Regions from separate parts of the Mus musculus genome. Here all the other regions are linked to region 3. The links are chromatin loops, found by intact Hi-C in ENCODE. Cell type or tissue: heart. All regions are shown on one strand. Links, peaks and the distances in the headings refer to the core of each region. The heading gives the core; the rest is flanking DNA. Region 1 has its middle 49 kb from the start of Gm42315. Region 2 has its middle 26 kb from the start of Map3k7. Region 3 has its middle 93 kb from the start of Gm42315.

The links. A loop is a pair of places that touch in the nucleus more often than their neighbours do. Peaks named below come from ENCODE experiments on the same cell type or tissue, not always from the same donor. Only the 100,000 strongest peaks of a DNase experiment are listed, where the experiment ranks them.
Region 1: a loop joins it to region 3, with 3 times the contacts of the local background. A loop is called at or near these places in 6 of 42 quality-filtered maps.
Region 2: it touches region 3 in a loop (2.8-fold over the local background); 4 of 42 quality-filtered maps call a loop at or near these places.

The regions. Positions count from the first base shown.
Region 1 is chr4:31,556,021-31,566,075 of GRCm38, forward strand. No RefSeq gene overlaps it. Among named protein-coding and RNA genes, the nearest start is that of Gm42315, 49 kb to the left of the region's middle. In heart, for the core only: a CTCF peak has its summit at 5,996 (motif pointing left); no DNase peak of the experiment used is centred there; H3K27ac peaks cover 2,149 bases.
Region 2 is chr4:31,933,199-31,943,253 of GRCm38, forward strand. No RefSeq gene overlaps it. Among named protein-coding and RNA genes, the nearest start is that of Map3k7, 26 kb to the right of the region's middle. In heart, for the core only: a CTCF peak has its summit at 5,724 (motif pointing left); no DNase peak of the experiment used is centred there; H3K4me3 peaks cover 1,780 bases; H3K27ac peaks cover 1,510 bases.
Region 3 is chr4:31,413,946-31,424,000 of GRCm38, forward strand. No RefSeq gene overlaps it. Among named protein-coding and RNA genes, the nearest start is that of Gm42315, 93 kb to the right of the region's middle. In heart, for the core only: a CTCF peak has its summit at 5,510 (motif pointing left); no DNase peak of the experiment used is centred there; H3K27ac peaks cover 1,295 bases.

The DNA.
Region 1 (10,055 bases), core at 3,101-8,100, 140 kb after region 3:
GACAGGAGTCAAGTCTACAGTGAAAGATCTCCAGGTAGGAGCTTCACCCATCATTTCATCACTCTGGCTGAGAACAGTAAAAGGCCCCAGTTGACATGTCACCAGAATGAGACATGGCATCTGCTCCTGGAGGTGGCTAGGTCTGTGCAGGCTGAGAGGCTGAAGCATGGTGCAAAGATGCCAAGCTGGTTCCTGCTTGTTTTGTGCTTCCCACGTGATAAAACTCAGGCCAAGTTTTAGTGGAGTTAAATCAGTCCACAAGACGTTCACTAAGTTACGACAGTTGGGGCATAAATGGTCATAATTGAAAAACAATAAGTTATTGCAACATAATTCACAATCCTGAATGAGTGTTTCAATCAGAAAAACACATGTATACTCATGTGAGGGCTGACATATGAACACATATATAGCTATTAAGTTCAGCAAAATTTGAAAGCTTTGAAAGGTGTCTAGCTGTTGTCTTAGAGAAACCCCATGGCCAAAATCAACTTGGGAAGGAAAGAGTTTATTTAGCTTACACTTCCATATCACTGGTCAGCATTGAAAGAAATCAGGACATGGAACTCAAACAAGGCAGGAACCTGGAGACAGGAGCTGATACAGAGGTCATGGAGGTCTACTGCCTACTGGCTTGCTTTTGGACATTTCTCAGACTGCTTTCTTATAGAACCCAGGACCACCGACTCAGGGATGGCACCAACCACCATGGGCTAGACTTTCCTACATTAATTACTAATCAATAAATGTACATGTTTTTCAATAGCCAGATTTCTCCTTTCATTAATTTGTTTATTTACTTTATTTTACTTTACATCCCGTTCGGAGCCCTCTCCCACCTCTCCTCTGAGTCCCATCCTACAAACCCCTCCCTCCATTACCTCCTGCCCTTCTCAGAGAAGAGGAAGCTTCCTCCATTGAGTATCGCCCTGCCCTGGGACATCCAGTCACAGCAGGGCTAAGTGCATCCTCTCCCACTGAGGCCTAAGCAGGCAGTCTAGTTAGGAGAAGGAGATCCAATGGCAGGCAACAGAGTCAGAGACAGACAACCTCAATAGCCAGATCTTATGGAGGAAGCATTTTCTGTTGAGGTCCCCTCCTCTCTAGTTTGTATCAAGTTGACATAAAAACTAGCCAACACAGGAGCCAAAGCAGCAAGAGAAACAACTATAATCGTAAGAAAAGTCTAGCTACAGCTTCTTTTTTTTTCCTTTTTCATTCATTCAGATAGAAACATTCTAGCAAAAATATGTATAGCGCTTTTGTCTAGAAAGAAAATGTGTAATTGAGGCTTCTCATTTTAAAACCAACTTACAACACTAAGTCTGCCCTGCACTTGGGAAGGAAATAGAAGGAGAAAGATTAAAGAAAAATAAGGCATCTGGTTCCATGCCAGCAGCAGACCCACTTAAAGCTCATGTTTGAATATCAACAGTGTAATCAGTCTCTAACGTTGATTTTATCCTCAATTCAGTTTCAAGTGCTACACCTGCAACAAGCTCTAATGAAAGCTTGCATTCAGGCTGCTTTGATGCTACGGAGAGCAGTGGGCTCACCGGTTCTCTTCTGAGGCTCTGGAGCTGACAGAGGTTCATCTTTGTGAGTAGTCGCATAGCTTCGAAAGCACGAACAGTGGTTTCCACAGGACATGCAGAGGATGAGCACAGAGTCATGGGAAGGAATCAGGAGGCAGAGCAAAATCAGCCCTTGCAATTAGGGAGTGTGGAACCTTAGGCACACTACTGAGCCCAAAAAGCCCACCATTACTTGGTGGCTTTTCAGTCATTATTTCTATTAACATAACATACATCTATATCATACTATATACAATTTCATAAAACTAGTTCACTAGATGAAAATGAGCACATGTATGATAAGGTACTATCAAAATTTCTAATTTTGATTTTACTGATTTTGCTTTTCTATTTCCAGTCAGAAGATGCCTGCCTGTGCCCTGCATTTGGGTACTAACGGCAAAAGTTGCTTACAAGAACAGTACATATCACTAGGCTCTGCTTTTGGTTGCAAAAGCTTAAATGCTCCAAGAGTTTTCGAAATCAGGGAGAGAATAGAAAAAGGTATGACAGAATCCGCATTTCTTACCTCAGTGGGTCTCAGAAAGATCTCAGGACTTCAGAAAGCAATTGTTTTGCTTTGCCCCAAGGAAAGTGAGCTTAGAGATCTCTGACTGCAAACTGTGCTTACACTCGTGGGACAACGCTAGGCTTGAGCAAAGGGTTCCATACTGCTGCAAATGAAAATAAAGGGCTTTCTTGTCAACCTCCTCTCGAGGAAAGACCCAATGCCCCAGATTGAATTCCTCACCATAGTGTGGTGGACAGCAAAGCTAGCACTCTGTGCGAGGGAAGAGAAGATAATATATGATGTGCCTTGCACAACTGAGTGTGTGTGTGTGTGTGTGTGTGTAGTACCAATACTTATGTCTAGATGCACATAAGTGTATGAAGAGAGAGAATAAGCACAAGAAGAAAGGAGAAAGAGAGAGAGAGAGAGAGAGAGAGAGAGAGAGGTTATTCTCACTATGATAATTCTACCAGCTGATGGAATTCTTTCTAGAGGAAGTTAGGAGATGGCTATGGTATTGGCATATCTATTCTCCACAATATCCAAATAAACTAGAATTAAACTGATCTAACTTCCAATAAATTCTTCCCCTTCACATTACCGAATTTAAAAATATCATATCTCAGAGGCTCAGTGAGTCGATTGCTTATTGACTTTCTGGTGGGTCCATATAGTGTAATGAGTCTTTATATCTCTATTCTTAAATTGCTTATTGGATTCCTAAGATTAAACAAAGCAGATGAGAAAAATTACAGTGCTGGAAATTAGGAAAGCTGGTCAAATGAGTACATTATTATCCTATCAAAACTACATTTAAACTTTCCAGAATAAATATTAAAACACTAGAAAGGCTGCTTTTAAAAGCTTCTTGTAACAAGCAGTTCTTTATAAATTGATTATCTTTTTACAACTTTACTTACTATAATATGAATTTCTGTCTTCTTATAAAAGTCTAATGGCTTTCTCTAGATTAGATAATAAAGTCAGTTCTCTATTTGAAAGAATTTGTGCCATGGTATGAGACTTATAATGAGTGCCCCCCACCAAAGGACCTGAAAAATAACACAAAAAATCAGAACCTTGGACATAACATAGTCAGAATATTATTCTAAGAAAAACTGATGACTCGATGCTGTGTCTAAAATGTTTCTGAGGGGAAACAATGACATCAGTACTTTTACTTCTTGAGCCTGTCGCTTACTGACCCGGGCACGGCGTGGGCCCTATTCCCATTCAGCCCACTCACGGGCCTTTCCCCAGCTTGCGATCTGATTCCAGACTTTTCTGTCTTTGCTGAAAGTGCCTAGTTTCTGAAACCTGTCTCCTCAGAGAGCAAACTCCTTCCTCTGCCATCTCCTCTTCTCTTTCTTGAATAGAGCACTGCACACCTACACGGTACTCGTCACCCACGCAAGATTGCTCCATGCTGATTTATGCGAGTGATTCAATCATTCACTCTCCCACAGAGCCCTAGACTGAACCATAATGTGCGATCATACCCGTTGAAGGAGTAACGGATCGTGGTTGACGGCCCCATGACAGCTGGCGCCAGCTTCCCCGCTCCAGCATTGAGGCCTTCTCTTCTACCATGTTGAAGACAATAGGAACAAAGTTTCCACAGTGAGGCTGATATGCCCTGATGAGTCACAGGCCACTGATAAGCGTTAAGGACTCATTCCTATATCACACATAAAGATAGAATATCAAGCCACTTATTAGCTTTGGGAAACTCTGGTGGAGGGGGTTGGGGGGTGTGATGAGGGTCACCCAACCAGCTTACATTTTTAAGTACTGATAAATCAAAGTAACCTCTTGACAAAAATCAACTTCAAAACACAATAGCACTGAAGAGTGACAGTCTCACAGGAGACACACAACGCAGCAGAAGGGGTGAGACTGGAAGCTGTGTGCTACCGAGACACAGTGCCGTTTTCTGTAACCAAATCACCTTTATAGAAATTTGCCAGAACAAATGGGCCAGAATGTGAATGAACAGAATAAATCAGAACGTAATCAGTTTCCACTCTACTCTTTATTGCTTCTGATGAAATCCTCTTACCATGTCCTACTGAATTTGCCATTATCTCCTGTTCCTGGAAGGAAAAGTGATCCCAAAATGGCCTAAATAATACCTGAAGTGCATTTTAAACATAGGGTCTATTTGGTTAGTGTGCTATATTCCATTCTAAGGACAACGCTAGAACTATTATGCATTTAATCTCATAGCTTTCTTTAGTTATTTGGCACAGCTTAGTTCAAACTGCGCTTGTGAAAGCTCGCGTATCCTTATGTTTAGGTCACATTTCTTCTGGTCTCTGAAAAAGCTCTGCTGTAGCCACACAATTAAACTAAAGGAGACGTGGGATAAGTGCTGTGCACAGTTCTATTCCTCCTGCCAAGTTTCTCATTATACTTTGCTTCTTGCTATCACCCAAGAGCAGACTCATTCATTCATAGCAGGTGGTCTTTGTGCCCCCTCCCTGCCCCTGCAAGCCCATTCTTCTGGTTGCATAAAATTAACTCCAAAATCCAATCACAGATATCTAGATGCTTCCCATTTCTTTGTTCTTGAGTCATATTTCTTTTACTGTTTAGTGAATTGGAGAAAAATATTTAAAACTTCAGTTTATAAACTCCCAGTCTTGGGTGCTCATAAAGAGCATCTCTGGTTCAGGTCCTTTGGATCAAGAAATAGAAATGTTCCAGGAAGCAGGTGTTTCTGGACCACATGAAAGACCCTCTCTTTTTAGCCTTGAATTGTGGGATTACAGGAATTGGGTTAATTTTTCTTCTGCCTTATCTGCTTGAAGTGGAATATTTCAAGCTTAAAACCAGCTTTTCTTCCATACGCCTCAAATGAATTATAATTCAATGTATTCAAGTATATGAGAATCAAAGAAAAAGTAGAATGACAACTGGATGTGTTACCTCATCAGAAGAGAGCAGGGATTTACTCTTTCTGGTTGAGATCCAAGGTTAGGTCATATACCATAATGACCCAGCCTGTCATAAGAACCAGAGTAGCTGACGGTTTCATAAATCTGTGCCTGAAAAAGTGTGCTCCAGGCATGACATTGCTTTCCCAGACATGTCTGATATGGAGGTCCTGCTGAGACAGGAAACAGGCTCACTGGCCAATGGAATTCTACTTCTAATTCTTATCTATGATACCTAAAGAAGACTGACACCTGGGGGGAGCCACATTGGTGAAACGCTGTGTAACTGCACAGAGAAGATAGGTGACATTGTCCAGAGTGAATGACGTCGCCTACAATGACATCATGTCTGGAGGACATGCACTAAGGGTGGTAGGGTCTACACCGAGCATCGGGTTTCGTCAACAGTTAGTTCTTCTAAAACAGCGGAAGCGAACTGAGAAGTCACCTAGCACACAATCATCCGGGAAAATGGGCAGATGTATTGAATCCAGAAAACATACCTTTTAAGGATTTGAACTATTCTCCGGCATTTTCATCCATGTTGAAGAGCTGTAGTCTTGGGGAAGTTTCATTTGGATTCAGCTTCCATGACATGGTATGTCTCTTGAATTTCAACATGGAGGCTAACGTCTCAGACTCTGTGGAGAAGAGTTTTTAGAATCTGAGAAGCGGTTGACAGAGAAGAGAGAGAAAGAAGGCGTTGCCATCAAAAGCCCAGATCTGCCAGCCATGTGAGGAGGAGCAACAGAGCCAGGGAATACGGATCTCTGAGAGGTTTAAATATTATAAAATTCAACAGTTTTACAGTTTCCTCTCTGTGTGCTATTTCTGTGCTTAATTGTGTTTGTTTGGAGGATGCAAACGCATTAGCCACATGCCATGTGCAGATCTGAAGAAATGAGATGTCTAAATCTCGATAGTGAAACTTGGATACGTCATTGAAAGTGCAACACAACATCACCACCTAGTGTCCAAAACCTAAAAGTTAAGGCCAGTGCCTCTGACCTATAAAGAACAGCTGGGTTACACAAAGCCAGGTTGGTGTGTGATGGGTGTGGTGGGTGTGGAAGAGTCATGAAGTACCTGCATGCTCTCAGTCTTAACATTTAATCAATGCTCTACCTATACATTTATACATTTAGGAGTGTGAAACCCAGCTAAAGGAGCTGAAATAGAGATGCGCTGGAAACTCTGATGGTCTCTGGACCAGAACACAGTAAGAGCATTAGGGAAAGGCTGGTTATTTCCCCAAAAGTTTTTGTTTCTAAAAGCCTATAAAGTACAGTGTACTAATATCCAATAAAATATGTTCCTTACCCATTTTTAATATTGTATGTACAAATCTCAAAAATGCACATATGATGTATCATTTATGTTTACTATCTATGTCTTTAAAAGATAGAATGTCACAGGAACCCACACAATGACTACAATAAGACTTTTACCATTGACTCTCTTAGCATTCCTATGATACAGTGAGTTCCTTTGAACTATCTCATCATCTCTACATGTTCCATCTCTCCTCGGGTTAGTGGCCTTCTGCCACAACATGCAGAAACCCATACCCAGCAAGCATTGTCTTTAGCATAGACTTAAGAGCACTGCAGTCAAGATGGGGGAAGCCACGGGAAGATATTCAGCATGGTTTTCTTTTCCATCCCACCCATGGATTCATCCTATCCACAGACTGAATGAAGCCTCTCTCCCATTTGCATTAAAGACACGATTTGTTGGGAAACCTTTGACTTCCTTCCTCCTGGGTTACTGGCACCCAGTGTTGAATACCTGGGGGAAAACAGCTAACAGTCCTAATGATGCCTATACCAATGGTCTGCCTTATGCTACCTGGTCAGTGCCTTTCCCTCTGGTTCCGATATCCTAGCTGACCTTGTGTGACAAACTCCTCCGCAACAGAGACCTGGCTTAGCTGGGGTCCTGTCAGGGTCTCCAATGCCCTTCTTGCCCTAATCCCACTGTTGCCTGAGGGGTACAAGGTTTTAATCAAAGGCTTAATTCTAGGATTCTCAAAACAGGGCAGGATCCTATCAGAATCACCAAGGGAGGTTTGCCTAATTATAGCAACAACCCCCCACACATACACAACCCATGACTGATTTCCTTCCAGGAAGACTGTGTCCCGCCCTCAGGTGGGTGGGAGAGGAGAACAGAAGCTGAAACCCTTTGGCTTTGAGCATTGAGAGCAGAAATGTTAATCTTCTCTTGATTCAGATGGAAAATACCTCAAAAGAGGCAAATGAAACCTTGTCTCCTAAGGATGAAGCTATAATAAAACCTTAATTAATTTGGACCCCATTAATTCAAACTGTGTGATAATTAGAAAAATGGTTAGGTTAAAGTTTACCTCTCCTCTAGCTAGGGGAAAAGTGGCTGAAGATTACTTTCCTGTACCTGGGAAAAGTGAATTTGCTAAGCAAATTAGTACTTTCAAAGAGAAAAACATCTATTGGGCCAAGCAAGCAAGTAGTTTTGAGACCGTTTTAAGTGGCATCTACAGCTAAAAGAGCTATTACAATGATAAATATGCCCATTCAGGCATCAGACCGGCATCCCTGGACCTTGATAGACTGCTTTCAAGTGATGGAGTTATCAGTTAGAGGTAATTTTGTCCTGATCTTCCTTTCAGTTAGTCCACATTTCTATAGCTCATTGAGTTCAGCCTACTGATAGCTCAGAAACCTCGTTCTGATCATCTTACACTGTACCTGTGCCCCAGGGCCCTTCTTTTGGCCCAGGGGCTCTTCTTTCAAAGCCCAGAAAACAGCTAGAAACAAGGTAGGGGACACAGCACATTATACACCTGTGTCACTCGGTGTCACCATTGATCAAAACCAAACTCATTTTCTCAAGTTTGTTAGCTTCATTAGATTTTGAAAATTTTAGTGGGGAGGCTGAGGCGCTAGCGAGCCCTGTGGCCCTAATGGTTGCAGAAATGGAAAAACTGGTTTCAATAAGATTTAGCAGTTAGCTTTATTATAGAGCTAAGAGCCGTTCCTAAGGAAATATAGAGTATGCATTTCCAGGAAAGAGGACTATAATTCCTAAAGTTCCTTGAAAAGGTACCTTTTTCACTGCCTGCCCTAGAAACCCAGTCCCCAGTGCTGTGTAGCCTCTTCTGGAGTCACTGCTCCAGCTGTGAGCAGTTAATGACTAGCCTCTGAATTCTAATAGTTAACTAAAGCTCGTCAGTTACTATTTCTACTGCCTAATTATTTCAACACATCAAATAGAAATAAGAACAAAAAGTTATACCCCATATTATTATATTTATTCTATTCCATTTGAGTTTTTTTTTTTTTTTTTTTTTTTTTTTTTTTTTTTAACAATTGCTAGCTGAACCCTGGGGCTTTGTGAACTGAAGTTCCTGAGTTTGATTTAAAATATTTTAATTAGGTAAAGCCTCTGCCCCAGGGCCCCCTAAAGCAATTTTCAAAACCTCACAAACAAACAAACATTATACCAAAGGCCTGACCATTGACAAACCACAACCATTTCCAGGTGGTCACTTTTAACTTCATTTTACTATGGAGAGAAATATTTCATTTTAAATGACAGCAGTAAATCACAAATGTAGGCAATGTAGTAGTGAAGTTATATGCCCTAGGCATGGTGAGAGACAGAGCTCACCACAAAGTCACTTCAGCTGCTGGGGGACTCACGAAATGCAGCTCTTGCTTGACCTGTACCTCAGGTTCTGTGGAAGTGACTCCACCCCCAGTGCTAGGGTTTCATTTTTTAGCGGTGTGCCTATGTATTTCCATGTGGCTTGGAGAGGAAGCCCAAGGTGAATTTTGAAGGCGATGTTACTGTAATGTTTCTCAAGGCAAGAGTCCTAGCCTCATTGGGGGAAACTAAGAAATCCAAATTCTCAGGCCTCTGCCCAGATCTGCTAAAGAGAAATTTTGAGAGCAGCATCCAGTGGCCTACCAAGACATCCTCAGACAGTTCTGATGGCTGCTAATGAGAAAGAACCACGGGGTTAGAACAGAAACTTGGAAGTCGTGTCTGGAAAGCACTGAGATTTCCTAATTGTTAGTTTCCTTGTCTGCAAAACTGACTTTGAAAAGCAGTATTACCTCACTCAAAGAGTTGCTTTCAAGAAAGGAAACATGTATTTTATGTAAAGTTCTTCCTACAGCGTCTGGCAGCATTCAAAGTAGAAAAGGCACAATTAAGTGATCACTCAACCCATGACTCTGGGGAGCCTGGAAGCCTTGTTAGGAAAGGAGAGTCATAGCTCTCTCTCTCTCTCTCTCTCTCTCTCTCTCTCTCTCTCTCTCTCTCTCTCTGGAAAGATGGCTCCCAGTTGGCTAGCCAGAGACTTTTGACTTTTGAAGATATGCACTTGAATTTGTCCAATATATCTACTTGGTTATTGTTACTCCAATGGTATGGTTTGACTGTGGTGTATAGGGCAGGACATTCTCTGCATTTAGCAAAAGCCAAGACTATTGCTTTATACAAGTAAGTCAAAGATAGCACTTCTTTGCCTAAGCAAATTCTTGTGCTAACTAAGGTAAGGGAGTACTTGGCCTATGGAGTACCGAGGACTGAAAATAGGTCAGAGAGCTGTAGTTAGTGGCAGAGGGTGCCAGAAAATGGGGAATAGGGACAGCAGAGCTATGAGCTTGCTCTCTGGCACTGTAGCCTCTGAAGTTTTCCTGCCTCTTATTCATTCTCAGATGTAGAATTTGATTATTATCATTGCTAAGCAAACATTATGGCACATGTTTAGTGAGAAAGAAGCTAATCTTAAAGCTTAAGATGATAGAGCCACCTCTAGATCTTCTGACCCCTCCCTACAGACCCCTCAGGTTCCCAGTCATTGGAGCATTATTACCCACACTGTGTCATTTACAGCCATGCCACTGGGGCCATGATCGTGTTGAAATTATTGCTAAATTGCTTAGTTTTGTTTTGAGCTTTTCAATTCCCACAAGTACACCACTAAAATTTCTAATGTTGCAAAAGGTCCCCAAAACACAGAAAGGATGATAAACGTGGGCTGGAGCC
Region 2 (10,055 bases), core at 2,651-7,650, 520 kb after region 3:
TTAGTTTTATTCTGTATTTAATTAGAAATGTTCACAGCATTGTTTTCCTTTCAATTCTAAGAATAAAGAGTAAAAATGAAGAACAGGAACTTCTCAGATGCTGCCGTGACTTTGAAGCCACATATCTGAATCTATGATCTCTTGCTTTCCCACTCGGGAACCCTGGAGAGCATTGTTATCTGACTGATTATGAATGCATGTGTTTTCACAAGACTATGCAATCTTAACTGGCTCAGCACAAGACACTGAAGTGACTAAGTATCAAATTAAAGACTGTTCTTTTTTGTCTGGAATTCACTCCAGCAAAAAAAAAAAAAATTGAACAAATGATTTGAAATCAAAAAACAGTAGACCACCTCATGAGACACTATTAATTATTGGTGGAGCCCAGGCTTCTGGTTTCTTATCTCCCCGTACACCCAGTGCTCCCATCCCCGAAAGGGTTTTACCATTTATTAATGCCTTCAGCAACTTTAGTATCCAGGCAAGCGCAAGAAGCACACCAGCCCGGGGGCTTCCTACCAAAGTTACACAGATATAATTTGAGTGTGAAAATGAGCCACAGTTGTCAGTTACGGTCTTTCCAATGGACTTGAAATCAGAGGGGGAAAAAAGTATAAGGGTGGGAAGATGGCTCAAATAGTAAAGTAGAGAATTATATATAAGGATTTGAGTCTGGATCCCCAATACCCATGTAAAGAGCCAGCACTATAGCATGTGCCAAGAAGACAGACGTGGGGTACCTGGGGCTTGCCAGGAGGCCAAGACTAGCTATATCTGGTTAGATCCAGGTTCAGTCAAAAGCCCAAAATTGGAAGTAATCAAGGTAGATACCAGACATTAACCTTTTGTCTTCATATACAGGTACCCGCATGTGCATGTAAACTACTGCACACATACTCACATGTATACATACATACATACATACATACATACATACATACATACATACATACATACTCTGCACTGTTTGGAGTCCCTGGAGCTTTAACATTTCATTTATACCCACACTAACCCACCAAGCTCTAAATGTCACCTGGGTTTTAGTTCACTGGCACCATACAACCTAAAGTCTTATGTTATAGACTCGTGACAGTTGTCAGAGTCTGAGGACATGCACAGTTCATTTTCTTTTTTCTTGTTTTCTTTTTTCTTCTTTTTTTTTCTTCGTTTTTTCTCTTTTTTACTGATCTTATTAAGCCTTTTTGTTAGGACCACAAAACCTTTGGCCCATTTTCTGAATAAAACTCATCTGTTTGATCATTAAAATAAATAGAAAAATTTTCAACAGATTTAAAAGAATGTGTTTTGTGGAGATTGTAAGAGCTTGACTTTAAGCTGAGCATGGTGGTACACGCCTATCATACTAGAACTCTGAACACTGAGACTGGAAGATTGTGAGTTTGAGGCCAGCCTAAGCTACGTAGTCAAACCATGTCTTTTAAAGACACAATTGTTACTTCAAAGGTAGAAATTCCAGATAGGGTTCAGGACTTGCTATCACAAAATACAGAGCCTGGGTATATTTTAAGTTGACGGTGTGTTTTTGGTTCTGAGCCTGGGTATATTTTAAGTTGACAGTGTGTTTTTGGTTCTGTTTTTCTCAAGCTTTCCTACAAACAGAAATCTTTCTTTAACTCTCCCCTACCTTCCTTTCCCAGAACAGGTGATAAAGCCTAGGAAGGACTTCCCAGAATTCCTTGACACAGGTCTTAAGAGTCACACATGGGGTGCCCTTCCTGTACTCAGAGGAAAAAATCCACCTCTCCAAAGACGAGAGAGATGCAAACAGATCTTGCTCTGCTCTCCAGTTTATTGTCTCTGCCTCACATTCCATTTGTCCTATCATATTTCCCCACAAATTAACACTCTTCCTTGAACTTCCTATCTTTAAAAAATTCAAATTAAATGGATCATAGTAGGAGCACATGGGGAACCGGAGCAGAAAAATCACAAGCTGTGAAGTGAGACCCATCCTCAAAAAAATAAAACAGAAACAAAACAAAACAAAACAACCTATCAAACTAGACTGTTTTCTTCAGCTCTCTACTTCCTATGTCACTTATGATTATATCAAATAAATACTCATGCTTTGCTCATGTCAATCTGTCTTGCATTATAGTTTCTTCAAGTTTGAACCTAATACGTATACAATGAAAGATACTGTGCCCCAGACCCCTGACAAGAAAAAAATGGAAACTGAGACTATAATAATATGAAATAATAAGACAATAATATACAATAATATAGTAAAACTAGAATGCCTAAAACCATAAAAAGAGGCACAACTGCAATAACTTGAAAATACAGATTTTTTTTCTCCAGAAATGAGGGATCAGGCAAATGTGAGTTTGTACATGATAAAATGATTTAAAATGGAAAGTCACCCTGCAATATGAAAAAGCATGGTTCAACTAGAATAAAGAAAAGTATTACACATGCAACTGCTTTTTCTAGCACCTGTACACTAATCATTGACTTTAGTTCCCAGTCTGTTCTCGAAAAATCTTTCCAAATATCTATAAAACTCAAAATGGGAAGCCTATTTTAAAAAACAGGTTAAATGACTTAAGGTTGAATCAGCCCTCTGCTTTTTCTTAGTTGCCGAAACAAAGGCTCATATATAACCCTGAGTTCTGGACTCCTTAAGTGTCATCCCACAAAGCAGGGAAACCCACATCCCTGTGTGGGGGTGGGGGCAAGAGGAGAGAGAGCATGGACATTTTATAGTCATAGTTTATGAATGTCGTCTAAAGGGCTGTTTTCATATTGGCGTAATGTATTTTCTCTAAGGTCTGTGCTGCCTATATTCTCACTATCTGAATTCCTGCCAAGACTGGCCAAGATGTTTCCCTTTTTCCGAACCCTCTGCAGAGCCTTAACTGATATATTTTTTCAAGTTTTCTCAGCCCTGCTTCTGAGCCTTTTTTCTTTTTTCTTTTTTTTCTAATTTATCTTAACTCTAGCTCCTGCACAACCAAGTCTATTTCTAGAGAATTAGGGTAGCTAAAATTGGGAAGTACACAAATAATAATAACATCCTATTTTTATTTTTTCAGTGGGATGCTGTTTTGTTTTGTTTTGTTTTCCTCATAGAAGATTCTACACTCCTTTTCATCGTTGTAAGCATCTTCACTCAAAGGGCTAAATGATTAGAATCAAGGTTTCCAACAACAGCTGGAACCCTACAGCTAGAAGCCCAAAGAATCCCGGGTCTGCAAAACTTGAGCTGCCTCTAAGTTCTGAAGGGAACGTTCTCGGGTCTGGATGAAGTCACCGACATGTCTCTTGTCTTTTGGAAGAAACAAATGTCAGCGCGACCTATTAAAGTCAACCCCGAGCTAGGTAGCAACAATGAGCTGGGGATTAGCATTGACAGCTCCCTTAATGTGATTCTTTTGGACAGGGATTAATTTAATGTGTTGCTGTCAAATGAAACAAAAAACGAGATGGATTTACTAATGACTCTATTCCATAGCACACACTTTTCCACTCCTGATCTATGTCAGAATGAAGCTGACAGCAAGAGAAAATCTTTTTTTTTTTTTTTTTCTAATGAAAAGGAGGAAGCTATTCCCTTCTTGACAAACTTTGAAGAAGGGAAGTTGTACTGGGCTCCCAAGAGTAGATGAGCTTAAATTTAGGCACTAAGGAACAGCGAGTGCCTTCTCCAAGGAGCCCAGACCTGGCGACCCTTCCTGGCTTGGGCACAAATTTGCGAGATGGCCTTAACTTCTCCAGATCTCAATTACCTCCCATGTCAAAGTACAAGACTGAATTAAAGGGCTTCTAAACTTTTTAACGCTAAATTGCTAATCTGTAGAAGGGATCCAGCCCACGAACACCAGCCTAGTCCCACAGACGACTCTGTCGAGGCTGTGACAGAGAGGGGGCGAGTCAAAGAGCGTTGATCTCTAGGGGGGAAAAACCTGGTTTGCCAAGTCGAATGCTAAAGCCTCCTTAAAATAGTTGGGATTTCTCTTTGTTCTCCCTAACAAAGAAACTTTAATTCGCACTTCTAGGCGAAGAAAGACAATTCAGACAGGCCGTTTTCGGGTGAAAGGTGTCTCGACAATTAATAATCATTAAATACTCAGTGAGGGTTGGCAGGAGCTATTCACTGAACGGGGTGCTTATCACTAAGAAAGCATCGATTTATGGTATAGACTGGGCACTGTTCTTTCCTGAGATTGCTTTGTGTTTACCTCCTGAGAGGCACACACTCCTCTGATGCACTTGTGCATATTTATGGAGTTAGTGTGAGGCTGGTAAACCCCTCTGGGCTCGGGTCTCAGCTGGCACCCTGGCAGGGATGGTCCCTGGAAGTGTCTGAGCTGGAGACTTTGTTGCAGGACGCCTGCTTCCCGGGATCCGGGGTTAGCTGGGCACCAGCCGGCAGCCCCCAGCCTCAGTCCGCTGGGCTGGAGGTACGCTCCCGGACTCTGGCTCGGCCCACCGGCGCCAATCTTCGGGCCACCTCTGCCAGTGCTCTGTGACCCAGAAATTCCACAGCCAGCGAATGCTCCTGTCCTGGCAGCCCCTCCGAAACTGTGGCAGAGTCCCGCACGCGGCGGGCCGCCAGTGACCCAGCAGCTTCTGGCGCGTGGTTTCCCCTCCGCACCGTCCGTTCTTTCCACTGCTAGCCGCTGCCCTGTCGATTACCTGGTTTTTACTGTTGATAACTGACTCTCTGGTTTTGTCTCTCTAGCCTCCCCCTTCCTTCCTCCTTTTCCTCCCCCTGATGGTTATAATGGCCAACAGACTCGTCAGGCTTCTTCCTACACCAAAACCCTGCCCTCCTCAGTCGTGCCCCCCCCCACCCCCCCCCCACCCACGGCTTCGCTCCGCAGGCCACCCAGCAAGCAGCAGCCAGAATGACCGCTTACTGTGCCAAGCTGGCTAAAGGCTCAGGCCCCTTGCTCTGGAGACCACCTCTGCACCAGAGCAGGAGCCACCAGACCCGCCTTGTCGCTTTGTCCCCAGCGCCTGCTGCCACCATTAAGAGATCCGTGTAGGCCTGTGGTCTGCCAGCAGACTGGAACTCAGCTGGCTCTGAACTTTGATACAGAAAACAGCAAATTTATATAAACATTTACTTTCGAATACGAGCATTTAAAAAAAAAAACAACCTACAGTAAGCCAATGAATACTTTTTATATAAATATATATAAATGTACACACACATGGATATGTCATAAATGCTACTCAAAAATAAATGAAGGTATGCTCTTTAATTTTTACCTATAGAAAGGTAACAAGGAGACACGGATCAACTTAAATATAAAGGTTGGCTAGAAAAGAGAAAATTCGAACACCACAAAACTGGATTATCTAAAGCTGGTATTCGTGCTTATTTCCTGAAACATTTCAAGGATTCCTTATGTACGTTACTTCATAAGAGACTGCTAGGCACACCATCATATTATATAGAGCACAAAGAGTATAAACAAAATGCCATAAACCATAACAAAAGTTGCTATAAAAACTTTATTGTAAAAGCAAAGCCGGGAATGGGGGGGTTCTTGTAAAGAAGGCTAAACAGAGAAATTGAAGTTGCTTGCAAGTTACCTCAAACTTGTAAGTATCGAGTTTCCTTTGAAATTATTTCTCATTTTTATGAGAGGCTGATTGAGGATCACCTGGAAACGGTGGGGGAAGGAAGACAAGGAGAGAAATACCAGTTGGGTCCACGGGTTGTTTGAAAGACTGAAAGAGCCACAGTGCCACCTTATGGGGAAAAAAGATTTCTTTTTCTTCCTCGACATTATGGGGTTTTTTCTCCCCCCCACCCCCTTTCTGGAGAGAAGAGAGGAGAGAAAGGAGAGAAAGAAGAGAGAGGAGAGAGCAATTAAGCCACCCAAAGGACAGGTAGAAATTTTATTTATGTGGATAGTAGTATTTTTTCAGTTATTTTAAACACACTAGTATGCATATATCAAAACTTTAAAAATTATAACAAGTCAAACATGTATGTAGCACCGAGAAATGGTCTAATGGAGTAGATCATCTGAAAATTCGAGTGTTTGCCTAAAACTGTGAGTATGAGATTGTGTCCATGTCCTAAAAGAATGATTCCTGACAGATTCCACTATTAAATATTTAAGTCTTGAAGAAAATGCAGGTCCTTTGATCAGTTGCTTGCATCTGGAAAAGGCATATTCTTAAACTAAATACAAAGCAACTTTACTTTTAAAAGCTGCTTGTCTAGTTATAACTAAGAGAGGTGGCGCAACGGTTTACAGGACTTACAGGTATTGCCTTAACAAGAGGTCTAGTTGTCTAGCCATACAGAGGGTGCAGATCCTATGCCTGAACCTTCAGAGTGAAAGGGCGAGGACTCCAAAGCTAAGGAGTGCCAGCCAAAAGCCACCCTCGCTCTATTGTGCAGCCAGAAACATCTAGCACGCTGTGAGTGATTCCTATCCAAATGTCTTCTGCAAGACAAGGTGGAACTCAGGGGTTACCTCTAGGCATTCTTTATTCTCTGTATTTTAAAATCACAGAACTGGTATATTCCTCTGACCTTCAGGAAGGACTAAATCAAAGGCATCCCAGGAAGAGACCAGTGTATTTCAAACTGTGTTGTTCAGAGCCCTAGGAGCTGTGAGAAGATTAAGAAAAGGGAAGGCAGAGAAACCCCCTCACTCCTCTCTCAGCGAGCGCTTTGCTTTCATCATCTCCACGTACAGGAATTCTACCTGAGCCCCTATGCAAACTACAGAGTCCATGGCTACTGCAAGATCAGAAATCACCAACTTAGCCTAACCTAGTTTATAGTCTAACAAAGGATTACTCAAAAAAAAAAATCTGGAAACTTCCTGCAAACTTATTAACTATGTGCTTGCCAAGTGACTCACCATGTTCCCATATAATGTGTCTTTTCTTCCTTTTAAAAAAAAATGTATTAAGTAAAGACTCCCTATCTAAGAAGCCCAGTCCATTCACTTCTGGAGGGAGCACGGTTGCATTTGGGTTTGTATCTCCCAAGTTTTCTCTGTATTTTTCTTGCTCAAAAACACGTGTGCATATACAAACACTGAGACTTCAAGAAAACAGGATAGATATGTGCTTTTCTTAATTACAAGAGGACATCTTTCTGATGCTTCATTCCTTGTAAGACTCCATAGTACTCCAAGTACAGGTGTACAATATTCATTTAACCTCATTTGTATTATTCAGTATTTGGATTTTTTTCTATTATTTATATATTTGTTCTTTCCTTTATCTAAAATATATTCCCTAAAGTTTCTGTCCAGGCAATGTTTACAAATGTTTTAGTTTTATGTTACTTCCCAAGAGAAAACAAACCATCAACTTTATGGGCCTTTGTCTGGTTGCTTGTTTGTTTTACAAAACTTTAATGCAACATTTCTCAACACATTTTCTTCTCAACTGTTTAAAATATAAATAATCGGACACCTTTGCAATAGCCCTAAATTAACTCTTTCACAAGAAATAAAATAAACCTACATATAGTTTTAGGTATTCTAGTTCAACAAGAAAAAAATGCATTGCATTATTTTGAAGAACATTTGGCTACCTCCATCAATATGTAAAATATACCTGCCTCGCCTCACATGCTCCTGGACAGCTTTTCTTTGAACACTCACCCAAGTTCATTGCTTTCCTTCATTCAACACATTTACTGACAACTCTTACAGTCCAGTCATTTTTGAAGCTTCTTATAGAAAAGTGGTTACAAGAAACCTAGAGGAGCCTCCAAGGTTAGGATAAACCTACACAGGGTTAATATTTCACATGTCATTGCAAATTATGATAAATAGAAATAAGAAAATTATAAGTCATTTAAACACTGGGTTTTCTCTTCAAAGAGCTACAAAATGTCATTCTATCTTTCATCATACTTCAGAGTCTTGAGTGGAATATTTCTGAAACATCTTACATACAAGCACTTTTTTCTTTCTTTCAGTATACCTCAGCAGACAAGCTGCCGAAGTCAAAAGAACCTTTGAAAGTGACAATATTCTCAGTTTATTTTAGTCTTGCCCAAATTCCATTGTTAGGATATTATTAAGACAGTTAAGTATTTTTATCTTATTGGTTCTTTTTACTTTTCTGAGTTTTTTTTTTCAAATAAGGATAAAATATAATCAGTTATGCACATATATACATAAACACTATTCCTCAAATAAAACCACAAACATAAGTGAAGCTAAACTTTTGATTGGCCATGAATTCCAAGTCAACATTATTCTAAAAACCATACCTAATAACATGGTTTAGAAGATTTCAAATTCAGTGTACAAAGGCATTTTATATGTCTATGTTTAATACATTGAAGTGCATACTGAAATGCATACATGAAATTTCCAGTTAAAATTTCGTCCAATTAAATAACTTGTAATTTTCTTATTGGAAGAATCAGGGCTAGATAAAACAGATGACTCATATCAGTGGGTTAGTAGTGGAGAGTAAGTTGTCATAAGAATAAAAACAAGCCAAGCTGCAGACACAGAAGACCCAGACATGTCTGAGCATGTCTACAACACAAGTGAAACTCAACCACCAAAGTTCTATTTATAAAAGAGACCAAAGACACTCCAGGAAAATTACTCATCTTCAGACAGAGACTTTGAAAGCAACAGTTAAACCCATTGAACTGTACTGAGACAGGGCCAGTGCAGAGGGGTGATTTGGGCTGTGTTAACAAGGTCAGTTCATAAGATCAGTGCCTTGCTCACCCATCGCCAGAGCAGCTTCCTCCTGCGGCAGATGGGAACAAACACAGAGATCCACAGCCAGACAATGTGCAGAGAGTGAGAGAGCTTGGAACACTCGGTCCTAATGGCGTGGCTCCATCAAATCCCTCCCCTCAGGGATCAGGGAGCCATTCAGAAAAGAAGGCAAAAAAGGATATGAGAGCCAGAAGGAATGGAGGACTCCAAGAAGACAAGGCTTTCTAAATCAACTGCACTGGTACACATATGAACTCACAGAGTTTCTCTGGGGAACCAGACTACTCTTAAAGGGTAGGCTACATGCCCAGCAATAGATGGCCAATAGAAAGAGAACTCGATACCATCTTTGGAGGTTCCTCGTATCACAATGGGATTCTCCTATTTCTTTTTAAATTCTAGTCTTCTTACTCTTATTTATATGTTATTTATATATACATATATTCTTTTCCCTTTGCATATATATATATATATTATGGCTTTCAGTTTAGTGTCCTTATAGGATTCCTGAGTATGCAAATGGGTGATCTCTGCATCTATGACTGTTTCTTGTGCCTTATCTTAGGATCTTTTCTTTCTGTTTGTTTTGTCCTATTTGTCCTATTCTGATGTGTTAGGGTTTCCATTATTATTATTATTATTATTATTATTATTATTATTATTTTATTGTTATCCCTTAGAAATCTGTTCTCTTTCTAATGAGAGAAAGAAGTGGGGGGGTGGATCTGGATTGGGGAAGCTAGGGAGACACTGGAAGGAGTAGAGGAGAGAAAACTGTAATCAGGATATATTATGAGAGAGAGACAGGGAGAGAGAGAGAGAGAGAGAGAGAGAGAGAGAGAGAGAGAGAGAGAGAGACTGTTTACAATAAAAGAGAAACAGAAAAAAAGACTAAAAATAATTTATATTTAAATAAATAGATTCATATAATAATACGGAGAGAGCTGGGCAATGGTGCATGCCTTTAATCAAAGCACTTGGGAGGCAGAGGCAGGCAGATTTCTGAGTTCAAGGCCAGCCTGGTCTACATAGTGAGTTTCAGGACAGCCAGGGCTACAAAGAGATACCCTGCCCCTAAAGCAAAACAAAACAAAAAAAGAATACAGAGAGGTTCTCAAAGCACTGGTAAGATTTCTAAGGATGATCTTGGAGGAGTCAAAAGAGGTAATAATCAGGGAAATCTTGCCTTGTTTCTATTATTGGGCCCTAGATACCATCCTATTTTCATTCTGTACCTGGTGTAACCAGAGAAACTGAGTTAGATAACATAACATCCTAACTGATTTCGATAACCTAACATCCTAACTGAGTTAGAGAACAAAACATCCTGAGTTAGAGAACCTAACATCCTAACTGAGT
Region 3 (10,055 bases), core at 2,615-7,614:
AGATGATCAGGTTTTTTTCTAATTCACTGTAAATTCAGGAGATAGCCATGCACCAGGGGGAGGCATGAAGAGTGGGAAAACGACATGGTCCAAGGACTCTGTGAGTATGGCCTCTTTCACTTGCCATGAGACTGAGACCCCAAAGATGTCAGTTTCAGGTTTTTCTTGTGTAGGAACAACACCATGACAGCTTTGTTTAGACCTGATAAAATCTGATAAAAGTCCAAGTTGTTCAGCAGTTCACAAAAGGCAGGAAATGACACAAGCGATCTCACTGGGAATAAAACTACAAAGACTCTTCAACCACGGCCTTCCTGAACTTAGTCCCACTGTTACCAGACAAGAAGGGCATCGAAATAGGCAAGCACAAACATGTTTCCTTGCCTTTAGACTTCTCATGACATTCTAAGTATGCCACTAGCTGCCAACACTCCATCAGGCTTAGACTCCAACCATGTAAGCGAGAGGCAATAACCAAAAGACAGCAAATGCATCTCCTTAGCAGCTGCCCACATGCACATGAGTGAGCGCATCTTCAATCTTCCAGCACACAGTCTCATATCCTTCACTAGTATGTCATCAGAATCACAGACATGTGGAATTAGTAGGCTCTGCACCTATTACTTAGATGGCCAATACCCCTTCCACCATAAGCACCATAAGTCCCTCCCACAACAATGCCCTTCGGACTCTTTGTAGTACACTATAACACAAGGCTGTAGGTCAATAGCAGAAGCTTAGCATTGTTGTGTAGGCAAAGCAGAAAATGAAAGAACAAGGAACAGAGGGTACTGGCTTATACTTCCACATGATGAAATCTTGGGGACACCATCAGAAAAGCGTGTGGGGATGACATCTAACTGGAGAACTAGAATGAGAAGTGAGCCATGATCATATGCCCCCATTACAAGTGAATGCCAGGGCCAGGAAGTGGGAGTGGGTGGGTTGGGGAGCAGGGTGGGGGAAGGGTATAGGGGGTTTTGGAGATAGTATTTGAAATGTAAATGAAGAAAATATCTAATAAAAAATGCCTTAAAAAAAGAATACTGTTCTAGTGCTCACGCTGACATTTTCTTTGCCTAATTCAATATGCAGATTTCCCATCCATTAGTCAATTCTCATATTATCTCTCAGACCCTGGATTTCTCTAAAATTGATATTATTGATCTGTTTTATGATAGAATAAAAATGGTGTTAATTTCCCCCTCTCCCCTAGTGTCCTACTTAGAGTTACTATTGCTGTGGTAAAACACCATGATCAAAAACAGTTTTGGTAGGAAAAGGTTTACTTGGCGTACCACTGCCACAGCACTGAAGGAAGTCAGGGAAAGAACTCACACAGAGCAGAAACCTGGAGGCAAGAGCTGATGCAGAGACCACGGTGAGGGACGGCTTACTGACTGGCTTCACACGGCTAGCTCAGCCTACATTTTTATATATTATGGAACCACCAGCCTAGGGGTGGCATCACACCCACTATGAACTGAACCTTCCCCTATCAATCACTAATTAAGAAAATGCCCTACAGCCTTCCTACAACCTGATCTGATGGATTCATGTTCTTAGTTGAGGCTCCCTCCTCTCAGATGACTCTACCTTGTGTCAAGTTGACCTAAAACTCGCCAGCATATCTACAAACAAAAAGTGTTAAAAAAAATAAGTTAAGTGAACATAACTTCTTAACATGCTAAAAATAAACTTGGCTGAGTTATAAATGGCATCCTAAAAAATAAACCAATATATAAATATGATGCATGGAAAAACTATGAAAATCAGTGAACAATAATTTGTCCCTTGCCAGGCATGGTGGCACAGGCCTTTAATCCCAGCACATGGGAACCAGAGACAGGTGGATCTCTGTGAGTTGGTGGCCAGCCTGGTCTACAAAGAGAGTTTCCAGGATAGTCAAGGCTACAAATAGAAACCCTGTCTCTAAAAAAACTAATAATAATAATACATAATAATAAGTAATTTTTCTCATAAAACCCAGTGCAAACATCTGGTTGTCTTTTGGGAGCTTAAAAGTCTCTTTAGTTGAAGGATGGCACGAAATAGAAGAGAAGTGAAACCAAGAGCAACACAAAATAATAATAATAATAATAATAATAGCAATAATATCATGCTGGAGCACACCATGTATTTCCAGGATGGACGTTCAACACAAATTCAGGTAGCTTCTACAGCCCCACCGTCCCACTGTGAATCACGTATGTAGCCAGTCTCTGCTTTCTAACATGTCTGTGATAATGCTGAAGAGTGGCAGAGGCCTGTGAGTTCGTCTGTCTCCTAAGTTAAAGCTCTTGAGGACATTCAAAAGTAAGGGTGGAATCAGTACTTTTGGATTCAAGAAAGGGTGGCCTTTGCTTTGCCTCAGCTTGGATTCATGAACGTTTCCTGGGGAAGCCCAGGGCAAGAGGCTCACACTTCCTGCAGCTGGTGTCACTCAGGGGACTGTGGTTCTGTAAGCGAGCCCAGGGGAGCTCTCTCCAGGAGTGTTTGCCTTACTGAGTTCGCACTTCAGCAAATATCAGGAAGAGGTGAACACAGGGAAAGGAAAAAGACAGCACCATAGCCAAGCATGTTGCTGAGGAAAGACAGATGACAGTTGAGAAGTGAGGGGTTTCAGTTTAAGTACCAAGGGCAAGCCTGGAACCTACTGATGATAAGCCCACTGCCTTAGAGTACTGAAGGATTGTTAAATGAAACAATGATCTCAGAACATCCAAAATGGAATACGGATAAGGAATGTAGATGACTTCAGGGAAGACCAGGGTGACCACAGCTCCTGCAGGACCCAGCTCTTCAACAATCACACACTCATACAATTAGAAATTTTCCAAGACAGTCTCTGAAACTAAAATTTGCATGGATTTCATTGCCAGAGAGATATTGTTCTATACGATTTACATATTTTATCCATTTTCCTCCTTCCTGCAATAATACCACAAAGTAAGTTTTATCAGCATATCAGTTTTGTACATGGGGAAACTGAGGCACTAAAGAGCCAGGTTAGATGTCTGGAGTTCAGTCACTGAGCAGTAGAGTTGACTTGTGGGCATAGCCAGAGCACTGATCTTGTCTTGTTTAGAAGTTTCCACAAATATTTTTGTTTGGGCTGCCTGTATGTCTCAGAGGATAAGGACCCTTGAGCCAAGCTTGACAACCAAAGTTTCCAGAGTTTATATAGTAAGGAGATTCCTAAAAGCTGTCCTTGGACCTTGTATACCATGTGTATGTGCAGGTACAGATTCATACACATGTATACACACACACACACACACAAATACAGTGTTTATATACCTAACTCACCATTCAATGATTGGCATACACAGTCAAAGGAGGCAGAGTTACGCAGCAGATGAGATTCATCCACTCCACTCCACTCCACTCTTGACAGAGGCCAGCTTTTCAGCCTCCTCTGCAGGCTGTAGCACCCCCACCCCCTGCATTTCCTAATTTTCCTCCTCAACAAAATTGGCTGCTAGTTATGAAGCACATTCCATGAAGAATTTGTGGTCGGCGCTTCCTAGCATATAGTCAACATTCAGAAAGTGCTCGCTGAGTGACTTTTAAATGCTAAGGCACTGTCATTCTCAGATGGACCTTGCTGATTTTCTTAAACCAAAAACTGTCTTGGAACTTTCACATTGTTCCTTGCATAGTGGAAATATTAACTTGAAAGTCAGGTGTAGGTTACAGAACTAACCTCATCTGCCTGTGTTCAAGTCAGGTGTAACTCTGAGGGGGGTTGCTGTGCACTATGAACAGAGAGAGTAGGGAATGGAAGCTGTTTCTGGGTCCAGAGTGAGGAAAGGGAGGCAGCTCAATACTTCATGTGGAATAGGAGCGCCACAGCACAGCATCCTGGCAGAAGCTGGGAGCCTGTTCAGCATGGAACATCTGCCAGTTGTTTCTAAGGATGGAGAATCACTCTTCCAATGAGAAAACAGCAATGAAGGATCATCTCAGAGTGGGAATAAAACTGAGTTTTCACAGTGCCAGTCTTTTTTTTTTTAACATCTCCTTACCACTTGCAGGGATGTGCAGTGCAAAGAAGAATCAGGAGTGTAGCTCCTCGGAATTAAAAACATATTGGGGGAAATGGTTCCATTCAGCATGTGCCTGGTTTAAAATACGGAAGCTTTATTAGCTTGAACCATGAACGATTGCCAGATTTCTAATTTAAAAATGGCCAAATAGACTCAGTTTCGTTTGATCCAGCCCAAAAGAATATGTCATCACAATCAATGGAAGTCGCCATTACAAGATGCATTTGGTTCCTGAAATGGTATCCCGTGGTCACACAGCTGGTTGCTTACTATGGTTCTGGTCAACTAGGCTGCAAGTGCCTCCCCCAGAGAGCTTGCTACTGAGAAAACAAGGGGACTTACCATGCAGTGGTGTGTTGGCATTGTGCTGGAAACAGCTCTTGTTCAATGTGGAAGCATCACCTCTTACTTCTTGCCTAACTCAGGAGGGAGTTGCCTCGACTCGGACTCCCCACCCTTTCAGGTGCTAGTGAGGCAATGATCTCAAGGCAGGAACCTGAAGGCAGGAACTGAAGTCTGCCGTGGAGGAATGCTGCTTGCTGGCTCGCTCCCAAGGGCTTGCTCAACCTGCTTTCTTCTACATCCCAGGATCGTGGCACTGCCCACAGTGGGCTGAACCCTCTGCATCCATCACCAGACAGACAGACTTACCCACGGGTCAATTCCTTAACTGCGGTTGGCCCTTCCTAGGTGACTCTAATCTAGATCAAGTGAACCAACACTAACCTGCTTAGGCACTAAGCCCGCTAATTATTATAGCACAGTAAAGACTGAGGGACATCCCTTCAGGAAAGGCATAATGTCATGCCAGGAGTGAGCAAGGCTGAGGTATGCAGGGACCCAAAGTGCAGGCAGTTCAGGAATTAAGGAAAGCACTGGCAACAAGATTTCATAGTTAGTGTGGAAAACATTAAGTTGTCTCTTAGCAAGAGATAAATGAAATATGAAAAATAAAATTACAAGTGATAAAAGCTAACACTTATTGGGGAATTAAGCTCTCCCTAGTTTTTGGCTAAACACTTCCAGCTACTACTACTGCTGCTGCTACCACTACCACTGTTCACACACACACACACACACACACACACACACACACACACACACACACAAAACTTTTAAGGTGGTATTTAACATTTAACAAACTAATAAAAAAATAAAAAATGGGATTAGTAAGATCCCATTATCTGTACATTTAGCAAATGTATCTAGTTCAAAACCAGTCTACTTGCTCTTTGCTGAGGAGCTAAAGTTAATATTCAGGTGTCATCACTCTGACTCCCATCCTGACAGCATGGCCCTTCTCCACACGCTTTTCAGTCCAAATCCCTACTTCCCAGAGCCAGGTGGGGGTGGGGTGGGGCACCTACTCTTTTTAACCAGTCCCCACCCAAACCAAGAAATTTTTAGAAACGTGAGAGCATCCTTCAGAGAACAAAGGATGTAGCGCCACCTAGTGGACAAACGTTACCCTCTCCCTCAAATAAAAACAACCAAAGGACAAATCCCAAAACCAGCACAGGCAGCTGGAGAAGAGGAGCAGTCAGGGAGCGCAGCTGTATTCCTCTTCTGCCAAATTCCTATGCTGTGAGCTACATGTACAACGACCCATTTTAGAGGGGCACAGGACCTCAGTCACCTAGTCACAGCAATCTGTGTCCCTGGGCATTGCTTCTGAATCAGAAACTGCAGTAGAATGTCCTGACTTCCCTGCAAGTATCCTTGCTACTGTAGTAGCAAGGATAAATAAGTGTTTCGCCTGCACATCTGAAATCTTAACTGCTTAACTGCAATGCACCTAGCCAGGCTTTGCTGGGCCAGAGACACCTTTCATCCTCTGAATATGCTAGGAAAACCACAGTAGGGGCAGGATGCACGGGAAAACAAAGCAATTGCTTTTGTGTGATGGCAAAAAGCTTGCCCCATGACAAGATTTTTGACATGATTTTAGAACCCGATCCAGAATGGGAGAGCAGCTGCACCCACCACCTGTGTGTTGGGGGGGGGGGGGGGCGGTGAGGACCTAGCAAGGGAAAAGTCAACTGCCTGTTGCCCCATGACCAGCCCCAGGCAAAACACTTCGTCCTTCTCTCTCGGGCTCTTGTAGCAGCTGCGTTTTCAGGGTAAAAAAAAAAAAAAAAAATGCAGATTTATATCTATCACAGTTACCACCAAAGATCAGTCAGTGTTCCTTCAAGGCCAGAACACACTGGGCGAAAAGCCCCACAGCTTCTCAAGGGAATACGGGACTTTGCATGTTAAAGGATGGGGGCACCTGAGAAGGATCTGTGTCTCTTCCTTCTTGCACGTCTTGGCCAATGATCGGTCCTGATCCTTCCCTTTATGAGGGCAACTCCATTTGGACTGCTGACCGCTGACACGCACTGGGAGACCCAACTTGAGCAGTGCGTATCACAAGCACTGCCTGCCTAATATGAAGCTGAAGTCAATGTACCCAAACAAGCTATTCTAGTCAACACCGGAACCTTAGTCACCAGAACTTATGCTAATGCAACACGTCCACAATAAGCTAAGTTTAAAGAAAGTAAAGCTCCTTGATAATTTTTTCAGAATAACTGACGAAGGTGTCCAGTCACTGGCTAGCTGCTCCAGCCCAAGGACGTCCCCAGTCAGGTAAGCAGACTTCTGATTCCACTTCTACTGGGACACGTGCCTCAAAGCTCAGTGTCCTGCCTCAGTGCCCCCCACCTTCTTGTGTCCCCCGCCCCAGTTTCCAGGATCTGTTTCTTATCATTAGCAATTAAGGATGCCTTCTGTGTCTCTGCCCCCACCAAACACAGCACAGCCTTTGGGAATTCAAGGGCAAGTCGCAGTTCCCTGTTCCTTGTTCTAAAAAGCTTAGATTCTTATCCCTGGGATTTCTGTTATCTGCTTAGTGGCCTAGTTGCTCTGACCAGAGGGATTGGAGGCCATTAGCGGGGGTTCTCCGTCATTGCAGCAGCTTTAAGAGGACCCTGCACAGGCTCTGCCGGGTTTCCTTCTCCTGGATTTCCCTGTGACTTTCAGCACATCCGCAGCTGCCACCTCTGCCCTGGCTTTCTCACTGATTGGGACTGGGGAGGAGAACGATGTCACTTAGACCGTCTCCAACACAGATTGATCTAGAGATGGCCAAAGCTGCTAATACTCTTCAGCTTCTACAAAAACAAATGAAAGAAGAGAGAGCAAGAACCAGTGTGAACAATGCAATAACAAGTATATGAGCTCTGTATAGCACCTACCGTGTCATTGAGGGGCTCACCCTGGAGACCCCCTTCAGTAATTCGGCAATAGTCAATGTTTCCCCTTGCAGCTCTTCTGCCCCAATCCACACAGTTTTCTCTCGACATCTTAACAACAACAACAACAAAGTGCCTTTTTCAAAAATCACACTTGAATTTCCTCCTCCTTTCTTCTCTTCTGCGATGTCTGGTTCCATTTCCCCCGGTTCAGAGGCCAGTTAGTTAATGCAATTGTAGGCTTGCCCAGGAAGAGAACTGCCATTTAGAACTGCAAGGAGGCATACCAATGCCTAGAGCACACACCAGACACCCAGAGAAAGCCAGCCTAGCTGATGATTGAAGGTATGAGGTCAAGGGTCCAGTCTTCAGATGCAGAAACTTCAAAACTGAAAGTTGCTGAGCCGAGGACTTGTCTTGTGTACGAATTGACTGTGTGATCATCTAAGCCACTTTAAAAATTAAAAGAGCAAAGGTTTTCTGAAAGCTAACTCGTTAAACAAGACTAAATGTGAGATTGAATGGGTCCAACTACTGTTCCCAGGCAACAGGTAGCGTGAGGGTCCCTGGCAGCCCAGAGAGCACAGCTGCCTCCCATATCTTTTTTTTTGTTTTTTTTTTTTTTGCTTTTTTTTTTTATTAATATATGTAAGTACACTGTAGCTGTCTTCAGACACTCCAGAAGAGGGAGTCAGATCTTGTTGCGGATGGTTGTGAGCCACCATGTGGTTGCTGGGATTTGAACTCTGGACCTTTGGAAGAGCAGTCGGGTGCTCTTACCCACTGAGCCATCTCACCAGCCTCCCATATCTTGATGAGCTAGCAAAGCCTACCTATTCCTTCCTCCCTTGTAATGCTTGTGAGAGTAGTCCTTTCCTTGACCCGTGCCATGGATCTTCTGAAAACTTTGCCTGAATATTAAAAGAAAACTAGATACTAAAAGGGTTTTTGTCTGTCTGTCTGTTTGTTTGTTTGTTTGATTTTCCTAGACAGGGTTTCTCTGTGTAACCTTGGCTGTCCTAGAATTCACTCTGCAGACCAGGCTGGCCTTGAACTCAGAAATCCGCCTGCCTCTCCCTCCCAAGTGCTGGGATTAAAGGCATCTAAAAGTTTAGGTTCTTTCCTGCTGCCAATACAGAACAGATACTGAGTACAAGAACAGAAATTCCAATCACTATCAAGGTGTTTCTTACCCTGCAGTAGCCTCAGGACCTGACACATGTTCCCCCTTCCTCCTGACTCCTGGGTCGTCGTCCTTCTGCAACTTCGTAGGTTCTTTCTTTCTTTCTTTCTTTCTTTCTTTCTTTCTTTCTTTCTTTCTTTCTTCCTTCCTTCCTTCCTTCCTTCCTTCCTTTTTCTTTCTTCCTTCCTTTCTCTCTCTCTCTCTTTCTCCCTCCCTTCCTCCCTCCCTTCCTTCCTTCCTTCCTTCCTTCCTTCCTTCCTTCCTTCCTTCCTTCCTTCTTTCCTTTCTTTGTTCCATACAAAAATCTTATTTGAATTCTATAACAGTGTTAGTCATATTTGTCCCAAGCTGGAAACAATTTAATATCAACTATAAAATGCATAGAATCGCAAAGGGCCCACTATTTTGCAGGTGTCGGTCCTACCAAGATGTAGCTCTATTCCTTGCTTGGGAACTTACAGCTCCCCTCTGCCTATAATGGATTCCCTCTCACCCACCAGGGAGAGATTCCTCTTCCTCAAGAGCCCCTTCCTTGTCTTGACCTAGATTGGACTCCTCCTGCCCCTGGTATGTATTGTTATTGTCTTTTGCTCTTCCTGGTGTTTTTTGTTTGTTTTCTGTTTTCATGCAAAGTGAATACTCTCCTGGGTAGCTGTCTGGTTCCTGCCTGTGTCCTCACACCTACCAGCAGAAACATGGTTCTGTTTGTGAAATGACCTACAGGAAAAACAGACTTTCAAAAGATGTTTAAAAGGAGCTTCCCTTGGGTGGCAGCAAGGTTATCCTGACCTGGACCAGGAATACTCAGCTAAAGTTGATTTTTGGTGGGGGGGGAGGGGGGGGAGAAAGGCAGCAATTTGCATTATAGAATCTCTTCTTTTTGTTTTGAGATTGAGTCTGTGTTTTATATTTTGTTTTGTTCTGTGATGATTTCACCATACTAAGTGTGCCTGTAAGAAGCTCTGTCCATAGTTTAGACTTGGTGAATTACAACTCATTCCTATCAAAGGAGCGTAGGTCACCATCAATCCCTCAGGGACCATTCAGTCCCCGGTTTATAACTGAAGTCTTGGAGTTCAAGCAGAATGGGCTATCTTGAATGCATCTGGTATTTTCATAGCCAAACCAGAGCTCCCAAAGTGATAGCAACTCAGTGAAGATTGTGAATCTTATTATAGAAGTTTACCTTGCAATCGCTCCAAGTTTACCGTGTTGATGTGCCCCTGTTCTGTGCAACCTAAGGAACGTGAAACAGAAGACCAATAGTTCTGTGACCAACAGGCCATAGTTCTCAGTGGGGTAGTCTTCAAGGACTCGTGTGACATGAAATGAGTATACATATGTGTGTCTGTATATGTACCAAACACTGACACACATATGTATATATGAGACTTTGGATTTCTAAGTTCTGGTTCTGGAGTGTCTTGTTGAACAGTCACAGATATCCAAATACAGTGTGAAGTTTTTGTCTGTCTGTCGTCTGTCTGTCTGTTTAGTGACAGAAGGTAGGAAACTCAGTGTTGTTCAGAGTTTGTTCCACTTATAATCTGGTACAGGAGAGTCCAGCTATACTGAGTACCCTTCTCA